3 separate regions of the Mus musculus genome follow, and all the other regions are linked to region 2. A link is a loop called in an ENCODE intact Hi-C map of the cell type or tissue named here. Cell type or tissue: heart. All regions are shown on one strand.

What was found. Hi-C counts contacts between places; a loop is a spot of excess contacts. Peaks named below come from ENCODE experiments on the same cell type or tissue, not always from the same donor. Only the 100,000 strongest peaks of a DNase experiment are listed, where the experiment ranks them.
Region 1: a loop joins it to region 2, with 2.2 times the contacts of the local background. A loop is called at or near these places in 4 of 42 quality-filtered maps.
Region 3: a loop joins it to region 2, with 2.2 times the contacts of the local background. A loop is called at or near these places in 4 of 42 quality-filtered maps.

The regions. Positions count from the first base shown.
Region 1 is chr15:53,590,370-53,594,369 of GRCm38, reverse strand. All of the region lies in intron 4 of Samd12 (sterile alpha motif domain containing 12), which reads left to right. Among named protein-coding and RNA genes, the nearest start is that of Gm23200, 21 kb to the left of the region's middle. In heart, no CTCF peak of the experiment used is centred here; a DNase peak (open chromatin) is centred at 1,579.
Region 2 is chr15:53,465,201-53,469,200 of GRCm38, reverse strand. All of the region lies in intron 4 of Samd12 (sterile alpha motif domain containing 12), which reads left to right. Among named protein-coding and RNA genes, the nearest start is that of Ext1, 120 kb to the right of the region's middle. In heart, no CTCF peak of the experiment used is centred here; a DNase peak (open chromatin) is centred at 1,610; H3K4me3 peaks cover 477 bases; H3K27ac peaks cover 2,299 bases.
Region 3 is chr15:53,583,114-53,587,113 of GRCm38, reverse strand. All of the region lies in intron 4 of Samd12 (sterile alpha motif domain containing 12), which reads left to right. Among named protein-coding and RNA genes, the nearest start is that of Gm23200, 28 kb to the left of the region's middle. In heart, no CTCF peak of the experiment used is centred here; no DNase peak of the experiment used is centred here.

The DNA of each region.
Region 1 (4,000 bases), 130 kb before region 2:
GGCACCATGCCTTTAATCCCAGATGATATTAATTTAATCCCAGTCTTAATCTTCTGGAATTCATAGCCACTATGCCTCAAGATCTCCGTGCCTAGATCCAGGTCAGAAACTTGTATCTCCCAGCCTCCAGATTAGGATCACTGGTGAACCTTCCAAATTTGGATTGTAGTTCATTCCAGATATAGTCAGCTGGACAACCAGGAATAGCCACTACACCCAGCAACCACAGCAGGCCTCACAACCATCTCTAATATGATCTCATGCCCTCTTCTGGCATGCAGGTATGCATGTAGATAGAGTACTCATATACATCGGTTAGAGTACTCATATACATCAGGTAGATGGGTGGATAGATAGATAGATAGATAGATAGATAGATAGATAATTTAAAGAAAACTCTCCTGCCTCTGCCTCCCTGGTGCTGGTGCATCAGACTGTACCATCATTTTTGGCCTAATTTCTCTCTGTCTCTCTTTCTCCCTCTCTCTCTCAGCTATTTATTTTTATTTTATATGTATGAGTGTATTGCTTGCTTGTATAACAGTGCATTATGTGTATACAGTGCTTGAGAACCAAAAAAAGACATAAGATCCCCTGAAACTGGAGTTATAAACAGTTGAGAAGCAATCATGTGTATGCTGGGAACCAAACCCAGGTCTTCTCCAAGAGCAATAAGTGTGGCTAACTGCTGAGCCATTTCTCCAGAAATCCACAATCTTTAATCTCTTCCAAGTAAAAATGATTTACTAGCATACGATTCTATTCATTCATTTTCCCCAAATCATTCTTTATATATAACAATCCTCCACATTTGAAAGTCACTTGTAGTAGTTTGAATCAAAGTACTTCCGCAGACTCATAGGGAGTGGCGTTGTTGGCATAGGTGTGGCCTTGTTGGAGGAAGTATGTCACTAGGGTGTGGGCTTTGAAGTTTCAGAAGCTCAAGCCAGGCCTAGTGGCTCACTCTTTCTCCCTGTGGCTTACCAATCCAGATGTAGAACCCTCAGCTACCTCTCCAGCACATGTCTGCCTGCATGCCACCATGCTTCCCACTATGATGATAATGAATGAAACCTCTGAACTGTAAGCCAGCCCCAATTAAATGTTTCCTTTTATAAGAGTTGTCATAGTCATGGCATCTATTCAAAGCGGTAGAAACCCTAAGAGACCACCTAATTTCTAAATTATTACCAGCAGTGAAATCCGTTATAAATTAGAGTATTTGTTCTTTCTGTTCAGTCATGAAAACCAGGATGAATGCTTCAGACTTAAGGGAAAGTACAATAAATGGCATCAGAGGAATTGTTATTTTCAAAGATATTTAAAGTAACTAACTCTATTTCGGGCCTAACCAAGCTACTACCTTCAGCCTGAAGTGACTAAGCTGCTTTGGGAAGTCACCTACTATGATACATCCTATCTATTCTCCCTAATGGTCTCAATAGAATGTGCTTCTGACAGAAATAAGAACTGTTCATTCCCCACACTTCTTGATAAGCCTTGGCTCCCTTGCGCTGCTCAAAGAGCCAGTACAAGTAGCTGCCTGCAGGAAAGGTGGAGGGCTGATGGGCAGGCCTGACAGATCTTGGAAGTACACCAAGATCATCACCTTGGCTGCTGGAGCTGTTGCCTTGTACTTGGCCAAGTGAGGAAATGTGAGTGAAGAAAAGCCAGAACACCTCCTCTCCACTTGTAAATTAGCAAATTGCCATCAGATTATCTAATTTTCCTCCCTGCCGCTCTCACACCTGCACACCATCAGTGCTGGGAGCTAATGTGTCAATACAAGGGCGTAATTTGGTTTATATTCTACATGGATTTCTAGTTCAGTGTGCATGTTGATGACAGAAAAATGCCTTCCTTATTTCCCTCAGTCGACGGGAAACAAGGAGGGAATCTCTTAAATATCTCCATTAATGATTGCATGCTAATGGCTCTTGATGGAAGGGAAAACAACAGCTTTGAGATCCTGAGTATATCCATAGAAAACCATCCATAAACTTTTCCTTGGTTGTCTTCCCATTTATTTAGTCTTGTTGTTTCTGTGGTTGTTAAAGGGAGAGCTGTTCATAATGACTGTAAGAAAATACTTATTTCGTGCAATATCAAACTAAAGTGATTTCTTTTGCTGGTGGTGTGCATCACCTGTGACTCTATCCTAGAAAGAGTATGAGTCCAGCGTTTGTCAACCCAATGCCAGCTCTGATTCCTGTGAAGTCATTCATACTCATTTTTTTACTGGGACAGATAATTTAACTTTTAAACCCCAGTATCTCAGCTATACACAGAGAATAATTTTATCAGATAGGCTGCACTGAATATTATACATTGAAAATGCAAAGAGAAGGACCCCCTGCCATGTTCATTCTATATGATTTAATATAATCTACAGTTGGCTGTGGAGATAGGATAGGAGAATATACTTATTTAATGAGGAGGAAATAAGACTAACCCACATCAAACCCCATTTTAAGACAATATATAATTAAATGTAAATGCCTTAAGAGCTTAGAGGATAAAGTTGGGATAAAATGTTCCTATAAATATTCATCAGAACATGTATGATGTAGGTGTTGGCAGATATAATGATTGTTGACCTGGAAAGGATAAAGAGACATAAGGTAGCAGAAGACAACACAGGCAAGATCTGAGAGAGGTGCAAAACAAGGAAGACAGGAGAGATAGAGCCACAGTTTCAATGATTGCTAGGTCAGAAGCCGTTTATTTTACAGGAAGGGTAGAATAAGCAGCCAATGTTCTGAGCAGCTATATAACATGATGAAAGTAGCAACTACTCAAGATTAAGACTGTGGGAAAAGTGAGACAACTCTAAACAGTTCTTTAGATAATACGGAAATGAAGACTATGTGGGTAGGCTGGTGGAAGAACACTTACCTAGCATGCACAGTGCCCCCATTTCAGGCTCTTGCACTGGAAAAAAAGCTAAATAAATAAAGTTCAGGTATAATACAGTGAAAACTTGTACAAGAATAGTGACTCCACGAATGGTGGAGAAATAGAGTGTGCAACCATTTTAAGCCAAGTGAGATGGAGAAGGTCTCCCAATTTCAACCACTAATATAAAAATATCATAGAATGTAGTGAAGATAGAACTGTGAAAGGTGACACATGATTAATATCTCGGAGATCACAACAGCACGTAAACACAAAAACGTTTGGCATGGTGTTGGAGGTAAGATTGTGGGTGTTTGAGAAAATTAACTAGCAGGGAGAAAGCACTCTGTGGTTACAAAAAAAATCATGATGTCATTTATTGAAACTCAATGGCAAGAGAGAATTAAAAAAAATGAGGGGGATAGAGTTTTACTAGAAGCAAGTCACAGTAAGGTTCAGGAGCCACCTAAGACAACTCAAAATAAGGAACTCTTTGGGGATGCGTCATGTGGGCCGAAGCACTTGTATAGACGCCAAGAGCACATGAACCTCAACATTTACATATTATTTGCAGGTACTTGGCCCTCCTTCAGAATCAAACACTCAGATGGGTCTAAATAACTGCATGTTACACATGTTCAAATAGAGATCAACAAACTTTCCCTGTAAAGGGTTACAGAACAAATAGCCCTTCACAACCACATAGTTTGTTGAATCTGTTGCCACGATTCAGTTGTGCTAGGTAGCACAAAAGCAAGCATACATGATATGTAGATGAGTGCATTTGGCTTTTTCTGAATTCGTATTTACTTATAGAAATACGACCTAGGCTATATTTAACCCATGGGCAAAAGTTTGTGGGCTTCTGATGGAGAATAATTATAACCCAAGTCATGGATTCTCCTCTAAGTCAGTCCATAATCTAAGCAAAGACAGAGCAGAGCAGCCTCCACCACCAGTTGTGACAGGTTGTATTCTCCATCCACCATATCGCATCTCGATTGTGTCCTTTCCTATAATAAGCAAGCATTTGACATCTATCTCAAACATGTCTGGAGATAGTGGGACGCTCAGAACTTAGTGGAGGTAATAATGAAATGTAAAA
Region 2 (4,000 bases):
TGTGGACACCCTGAAGCTCAGTTTGAGTTGACACAAAAAGCTAACCTTCACAGCATGATGGCTTCCACTTTTCTAGGACACATGAGAAGTAACAGGATATATATATATATATATATATATATATATATATATATATATCCACCATCCTCATATAGGAGAGGGTAAAATCTTAAAACTGATTCTTTAATCATATTCTCAGTGAGGGGGATACCCTTTAGTTTCTTGTGGACAAGGAGTGGTAGAAATGGAACCAGTACCCCCAAAACCACATACCTGATAGCAAAGCTTAGCTTTATGGCCACATACATCACTTTTGTCCTTCCCTTATCATGTAACTTCTTCCAAACGTACTAATTAATTGAGCGAACCTGTCTAAATCATCCGATCTTGATTTTTCTAATGGCATGCCTGTGAGGGTTCTAGAAGTTAGGAGTGATTTGGTTTTAAAGGTTTTGATTGCATTGAATATAAAAATCAAATAAGATGAGAAAATGATGACTGGAAGAGGGGTTTGAAATTCACCTCCTTTCCTGTGCAGACAAGAGGCCCTCTTAGGTTGGTTTTTATCTTGACCTATTTTGAGAGTGATATATTTGGCTCACAACCAAGAATAGAAAATAAGCAAAGATCTCTGCCTGCTAAAGCAACCTTAGCACATTTGACATTTCAAGCTGGAGAAGTCTTTCTTGGGGAACTCTCCTACGCATTCTTAGGTGTTTAGCAGTGTCTTGACCTCCACTCGCTAGATGGTAGTAGTAACCTCCATGAGTAATGACTGGAAATGTTTTCCATACAGTGCCAGTTGTCCCTCATGGAACAAAACCTGTACTCATTTGAGAACCACTACAGCCAAGCTATGAAAGACTATAAACTGTTAAAAGAGAAATGAGCTACCTTTCTGTAGGTAAAACTCGTCTACAGCACCCCATAGCTAGGATTTGTGTTTAATGAAAACTAGTTTACACAACACAATTACTTCTTTCTCTCCTCTACTCCTATTGGAGTTAGAGATTTTTTTTCCTAACATACAGTCCATCTTACAGTCAGTGGTTAGAGCAGATCTGGTTTCTGGCCTCAGCCCTATGCATTCTAGCCACAGGGCAGTGACAAACTCATGTACCTGCCCTCCTCTCTCAGGTGATTATGGAGACCCCTGAAATGGGACTGGTGTTCCAGCCAATGATTGTCTATAAAATCTTAGTAACCCACAGTGCCTGCTCAGTAAATCTTAGACCTGCTTACTGGCTGTTATTTTGGGCAACTGCAGCACTAACTCACACCTGATACAAATTACAAAAAATATATCCAGAAGCAATTCAGGCCCACCCCACCCCCAAAGACCTCAAACTTAACTTGCCTGAAAAACACATTCTTTCGTGAAGACATGTCCTTTGCTTTCTGAATAGAAGACTTTCCCAGGGAGAAGTCTTATTTGTTCCTTTCCCATCATGAGATGTGGAGTTACCTGACATCTTTCCTCTGAACGTGCCCAGCCTTCTTCCTTTGTTGCTGGGGTGAGAGGAGGTAACCCTGAACACTTAACTCCAAAAATCTGTTCCCGAGCCTTCTGCCAAGTTGCCTGTTGCCTGCCAGGCAAGTCACTGCCTGCCTTTGAAGTGTCAGAACCTCCCTTTATCAGGCAACTGTCTGAATGTCTGCTCTAATCTGGAGGAGAGTGGAACCAGAGTAGAGGGACTGTGGCCTGGAAGGTGGCAGGAAAGTGCAAAGGCCTGATATATGGGCATTCTGTTTCTTTTCCTAGCCTTTGAACATGGAGATATTTGTGTCTCTGATTTTCAATGGAACTTTGGGAACTGTGACAATAATAAAACAGTAGGCCCTCACCAGTTCTTTTTTACTTGCTAAGCATGGTGTCACATGCCTTTCCTATGAGCTCATTTTGTCATCAAGGCAACCCAATGAGGTGGCGAGTGCATTGCCTATTTTAAAGATGAAGCAACTAAGTTTTGAAAAAAAAAATTGTGGTTTTTACATCACACAGCTGGACTATGATGAGCCCGAGAAGTGAGCAGAGATCAGCCAGAACCCATGGCCTGGCCAATGCTCTCAATCGCTGGGTTTGAGAGCTTCGATATTTATGCCATACTCTGGACTAAATGCAATTGAGTCCAAGTGTGCAAACCCAATTGCTAGATTAAAAAAAAGAAAGAAAGAAAACCCAAAATGCGTCTTCATCAACATCATATCCATCAAAATTTTACAATTATACATTAAGCACTTACTATATATCTGATACTACATAGTGTTTAAATAAAACTCAGAGAAGATATGGCAGCATCCTCCAAAGGCTGAGGAGGAGGTTGAGGTATTGCTTCTTCGTAAGAGGCTTGGCAGGCACATACAAGTCCCGGGGTTTAGAAAGGGGGGTGATAATTATATTAAATAGAGGGTTTATAGGGGATTTGGTGATAGAAGTTTCAGAAGCCATACTATCACACAGGATGGAGTTCTTGACTAGATCTAGAAAGAGGGAAAAGTTTATAAAGAATGTGGCTCTTCGTTTCTTCCTCTCTTCGTCTCTTCTTCTCTTAGTCTCTTTCTCTTCGTCTTTTCCTCCGCTCTCTTCCTCTGCTCTCTGCCTCTCTCTCTCTCTGCGTCTCTCTCTCTCCCTCTCTGCCTCTCTCTGCCACGCTCTTCCTCTCTTGCTCCTGAGTAAGCAATAAAGCTTTGCCGCAGAAAAAAAAAAAAAAAAAGAATGTGATTCCTGGAGAAGGACATCCTAAAAGATAGAGGAGTTAGTATTCATGGTGTCAGAGGCATAAAAAGATAACATCTGAAAGAAGAAAGAAGGTACAACATAGGCCAGAATCTTTGTGGTGAAATGGGGAGCTGTAAGGATTCTAGAATAGCTGGCACACAGGGTCTGGAGCCCAAAGCAAGTACTGTATGAAAGATAGCCTGCTTCCCACTGAACAGAAAGATAACCTGCTTCTCACTGAACAGAGCTGAAGGTGCCAAACACAAAGTGCCAGTTTCCAGTTGAATAAATGTAACTTTTTTTTTCAGTTTTATTTTAATTTTTTTTATGTTTTGTTTTTGTTTTTGAGACTAGGTCGCATATAGGCTGGCCCAACCCTCAAATTTACTATATAGTCAGGAGTGACCTTGAACTTCTGATCTGCCTGTCTCCCCTCTCTGTGAGATTATAGATGTATACTACCACACTGGGTTTATGCAGTGCTGGGGATTGGAACCAGGGCTTCTTAATACTAGGCAAGCTACTGTGGCAACTGAGCTATAATTCTAAGTCCCATTCATGTCAAGGACACACGGGAGTATGTATCTTATGTTTGTGCACACGCACACACACACACACACGCACATGCACATGCACGTGTGAAGACCAGAGGTTGGAGTTGCATGTCTTTTTACTGTTTTTTTTTTCATCATATTTGTGTTTCAGGTTATCACTGAACCTGGATCTCATAGATTAGATAAACTGGTTGGCCAGTGAGCTCCAGGGATCCTCCTGCCTCCGACCTCTCAGCACTGAAATGATAGACGTACACCATATACCCAGCAGTTAATCATTTGGTTTTTTGTTGTTGTTGTTGTTGTTGTTTTTGAAAAAAAAAAAGGTTTCACTGTATAGCACTGGCTGGCCTGGAATTTGCTCTATGAAGAAGGCTAGACTCAAACTCATAGATACCCACCTGCCTCTGCCTTCTGAGTATTGAGATTACAGATATGCACCACTATGCCTAAAAACAAACTCAGCTGTGTAGGAGTTGGTGGTCTGAACTCAGGTCTTCATGCTTAAATGCCAAATACTTTATCCACTGAGCCACTGCCCCGGCTCCCTACAAGCTATTTTGTTTGGTTTTTGTTCTGTTGTGTTTTGCGTTGTTTTCAAAGACAAGGTTTCTCTGTAACAGTCCTTGTGTCCTAGTATTTCCTCTGTAGACCAGACTGCCTCTGCAATTCTGGGATTAAAGTTGTGTACCACACACCCCGGGGTACGTTCAGAGTTTAATATAAC
Region 3 (4,000 bases), 120 kb before region 2:
GATATTTTGAGATAGGAAGCTCCACCTTTAATATGGATCACACCTTCTTACATAAAGGGCATGGGAAAAGGGGAGCCTCTCTCTCTTTGCCTGCTTGCTGTCATCCTTTACAGCAAGTTTGTTCCTTCGCTAGCATTAGAGTCTGTTTCTCTGATATTCTAGCATATACTGAAGCCTAGCTGAGACATCCAACCTCTTGGACTGAACAACTACTAGACTCTTGGACTGTCCATTCATAGGCAGAAGACCCCAGCCTATTAAACATTCTAACAACCCCCTTTATATAGATACATTCCAAAAGTTCTGCAAGCCTGACTAATACTCTGATCCTATCAAAATTAAGCATTGTAAGAGAAAAAAAGAGAGTTGAGCGAAACAATAGAAAGAATAAAGCTCAAAGCCAAGCAGCCTCGTCAGTCAATGTCTTGACAAGGACCCAGGTAGAACACATCAGGGGAATGATTTGGAGAACTCTGTCTTAGTTAGATTTCTATTACCATAACAAAGCGTGATAAGCAAGGCAATTTATAAAAGAAAACATTTAAGTTGGGGGCCATGGTTCTGACGAGTTAGAGTCCATTACCATCCTGACAGGGAGCATGGTAGCAGGCAGGGAGCCATGGAATGGAAAACAGTAGTTGAAAGCTTACATCTTGTCCACCAGCACAAAGCAGAGCAAAAGGCTAACTGTTCCAGCAGAGCTCTGGGAATGCCATGATCTTTTAACACCTCAAAACCCACCACACTGTGACACACCTCCAAGAAAACCACACATCCTAATCCTTCAAAACCAGTTCCAGCAACTGGGGACCAAACATTCAAATACATGAACCTATGGGGCCACTTTCATTCAAACCACAAACTCCATGAAGAAACAACTACAGTTACAACATCCTAGATGGACAGTAGGGAAAAGAAAAGGATTTGCATACTACTTCAACCTATTTTGACAGGAAATACAATGTCAAATATCACTACTGCAAAATGGAGTAGTTACAGGAACATGGAAAAAGACATAAATGTAGAGAGAGCCAACAAGAAAAGATTTCACAAGGGCCCATCCTGCTTGTATAGGTAATAGGAGGAGAGGAATAACCTAACCTCCTTCTTACTTCCTCTTCCTCCTACTATCTACCCATATTGCACAATAATGAACTCAACCCAACAAGAAACTACAGGCAGATGGCCCCTGATGTTTTCTATATAGGTCAATGTCTAGGAGTGCATAGCCTGATAAACCACATGAAACTGGAGAAATAGAGTATTAAATACACTCTCCTATGCCTTGCAAGCTGTCTTGTAACTTTAAGCAAGTAGGTGTCTGGTTACTCACTATAAAACAATAGTACCCAGGTTTATTAAAAGCATAAAGTGAGATACTGTCTGAATATGTGGATATCCTTTGACACGTAGGAGACATCAATTAAGGTTCTTTTATCCTACCCTTAGCTGGTGACAGGTTTTTCACTTGTGGCTGTCTTACAAGTTTTCTAGATTCAGCATCTTTTATAGAGTGATCCACAGACCATATGCTTAAGAGGTACCAGGGGTTCTTGTCAACAGAGAGTTCTTAGCCCTGAACTCCAGTCCAACTAAGTGATGTACAAAAGGATATGAATCTTCTTTATTTCAGAAAAGTTCCCCCAAATGATTTTCACACACAATAAAGTGTGGGAACCACCATTCTACAAGTCCATATTTCTAATTGATGCCCACTAGGGTAAAGCATAGGCAAGATTTATCTGTGCTTGGAATCATTAGGTGAAGTTACAGTCCATCAGCTTCATAAAGAGGAACTATCAGACCAGGACACTAACAGCCTGCCGTGTGATGTTAGGTCATACTGGTTCTCCATTTTACTGACTTTATTAATACCCAAGGAACAATGTTCCCAGGCTTTTAATTAAAAATTCTCTAATGTCCAGACTTTAATCATTTTCTAGGTTGGATATCAGCTTCAATTTTACCCCTCTTCCCTTTCAGAGCAAACTTAATTGACAAAGCAGACACTGTTAAATGAGATAAAGTTTTTTTTCTAAAGCATTGTAGAGGGGAATAGGTCAGTAATATGCATAAACAGGAAGAGATCAAAACTTAGGATAGGATCAAATGATGGAATGCTTTGCTTTAATTAAGGAAAAGTACATAGAGATTCATCAGTAGTCAAGGACAAAAGAGAGCTCAGGATTTGGATCCTGAGTCGGTCAGGATTTGCCTTGGCTGCAATTAACAGTCTCAAATTAGTAACAACTTAGGAAAGGGAAAGTTCAACTTGATGCTCATGTAAAACTGCAGCTATAGGCAGAAGAGAGGTTGAGTGACAGCTGAATGGCACAGAGTTCTCCAGGACTTGGGCCCCTGTTTGAATTGGTCCTACCCACCCTGAAATATGGTCTTTGTTTGCATGTTCCAGCATGGAGCTACTGAGAACCTATAGGGCTGCTGGCTTTTGAAAAAGAATTAGAAATTTCATTTTTTCACTTTAGCCAGAATTTATTCACACAGCTATAGCATACTACAAGAGAGTGTGATACAGCATCTCAGAGAATTGTTCTGTCAGGTGGGTGGGTGATGGATTCTAGGCAAGTGGAAGTTGTTGCACACCTTCTATGCGCTAACACATTTTCCTGTTTTCTCTTACTAGTAGGACAGTTATCAGTGGTCTTCCAGACAAGAACAACACAGTCATAAAAAAGTTAAATATCGCAAATCCCAAAACATGAGGTAACCCAGAGTTTATCAGCAGTAGTTAAGTTTGTACCTGCTCTGTGTAGAGGGCTGGTGGGGGGAGCCTAGGAGCACTGGTTGCCCAGCAGAACTCAGATTCCAGTGGGTTTTTCCTGTGGCTCTAGTGCCTCATATTGGCTAAGCCACCTGAAAGTCTATGAGATAGAAAGTTTGGGAATTCAGTTCCACACAGAATCGTCAAGGAAAAATAAAAGGTTCACTTAAAAGCAAGCAGATGAAGGAAAGCAAACCCACATGGTGGATTTGGATAGGTTACTATTGTAGAGTGAGCTGGACATTATCTCTAGATAAGTATGAGAAATCTGAAGAGCCAAGCTGCACATTTGTCCAGAAATTGATAATTCAAATAAGATACGCATATCATTATCCACAATAGCTAAAAGGGGGAACAACCCAAATATTGATAGACACAAATAGGTAATATATGGTATTACGATACAGGGAAATATTATTCTTCCATAAAATGTGGTGAAATCTCAATAAATACTTTGATGTCAGTTAAGTGTTGAAAGAATGTTCTAAGTAAAATAAGCTCAGCAGAGACCGGCAAATATTGTATGATTATAGTCACAGGAAGTTCCTAGAATGGCCATATTCATAAAAAAATCAGGAAGTGGAGCAAAAGTCCCAAGGAACTGTAATAGAGGATCATGGGAAGTCACTGAGCACCGAATATTTGTTGGGGGTGATGACAAAGTTCTGAAAAGGGACAGCAGTGGTGTTCAATGTACAAGTACACCTAATGGCACTGAATTTTACTTTTCTTTTTCTTTTTTTTTTAATCAGATATTTTCTTTATTTGCATTTCAAATTCCCTTTCCTAGTTTCCCCTCCAAAAATCCCCTATCCTCTCCCCCCTCCCCCTGATTTCCAACCCACCCACTCCCATTCCTGGTCCTGGCATTCCCTTATACTGGGGCTTAGAAACTTCACAGGACCAAGGGCCTCTCCTCCCATTGATGATAGACTAGGCCATCCTCTACTACATATACAGCTAGAGGCACAAGTTCCACCATGTGTTTTCTTTGATTGGTGGTATAGTTCCAAGTTGCTCTCGGGGAAATGGTTAGTTCATATTGATGTTCCTCCTATGGGGCTTCAGTCCCCTTCAGATCCCTGGGTAGTCTTCTGTCTCCTTCATTGGGGACCTTGTGCTCCATCCAATGGATGACTGTGAGCATCCACTTCTGTATTTACCAGGTACTGGCAGAGCCTTGCAGGAGACAGCTAAATCAGGCCCCTGTCTGCAAGC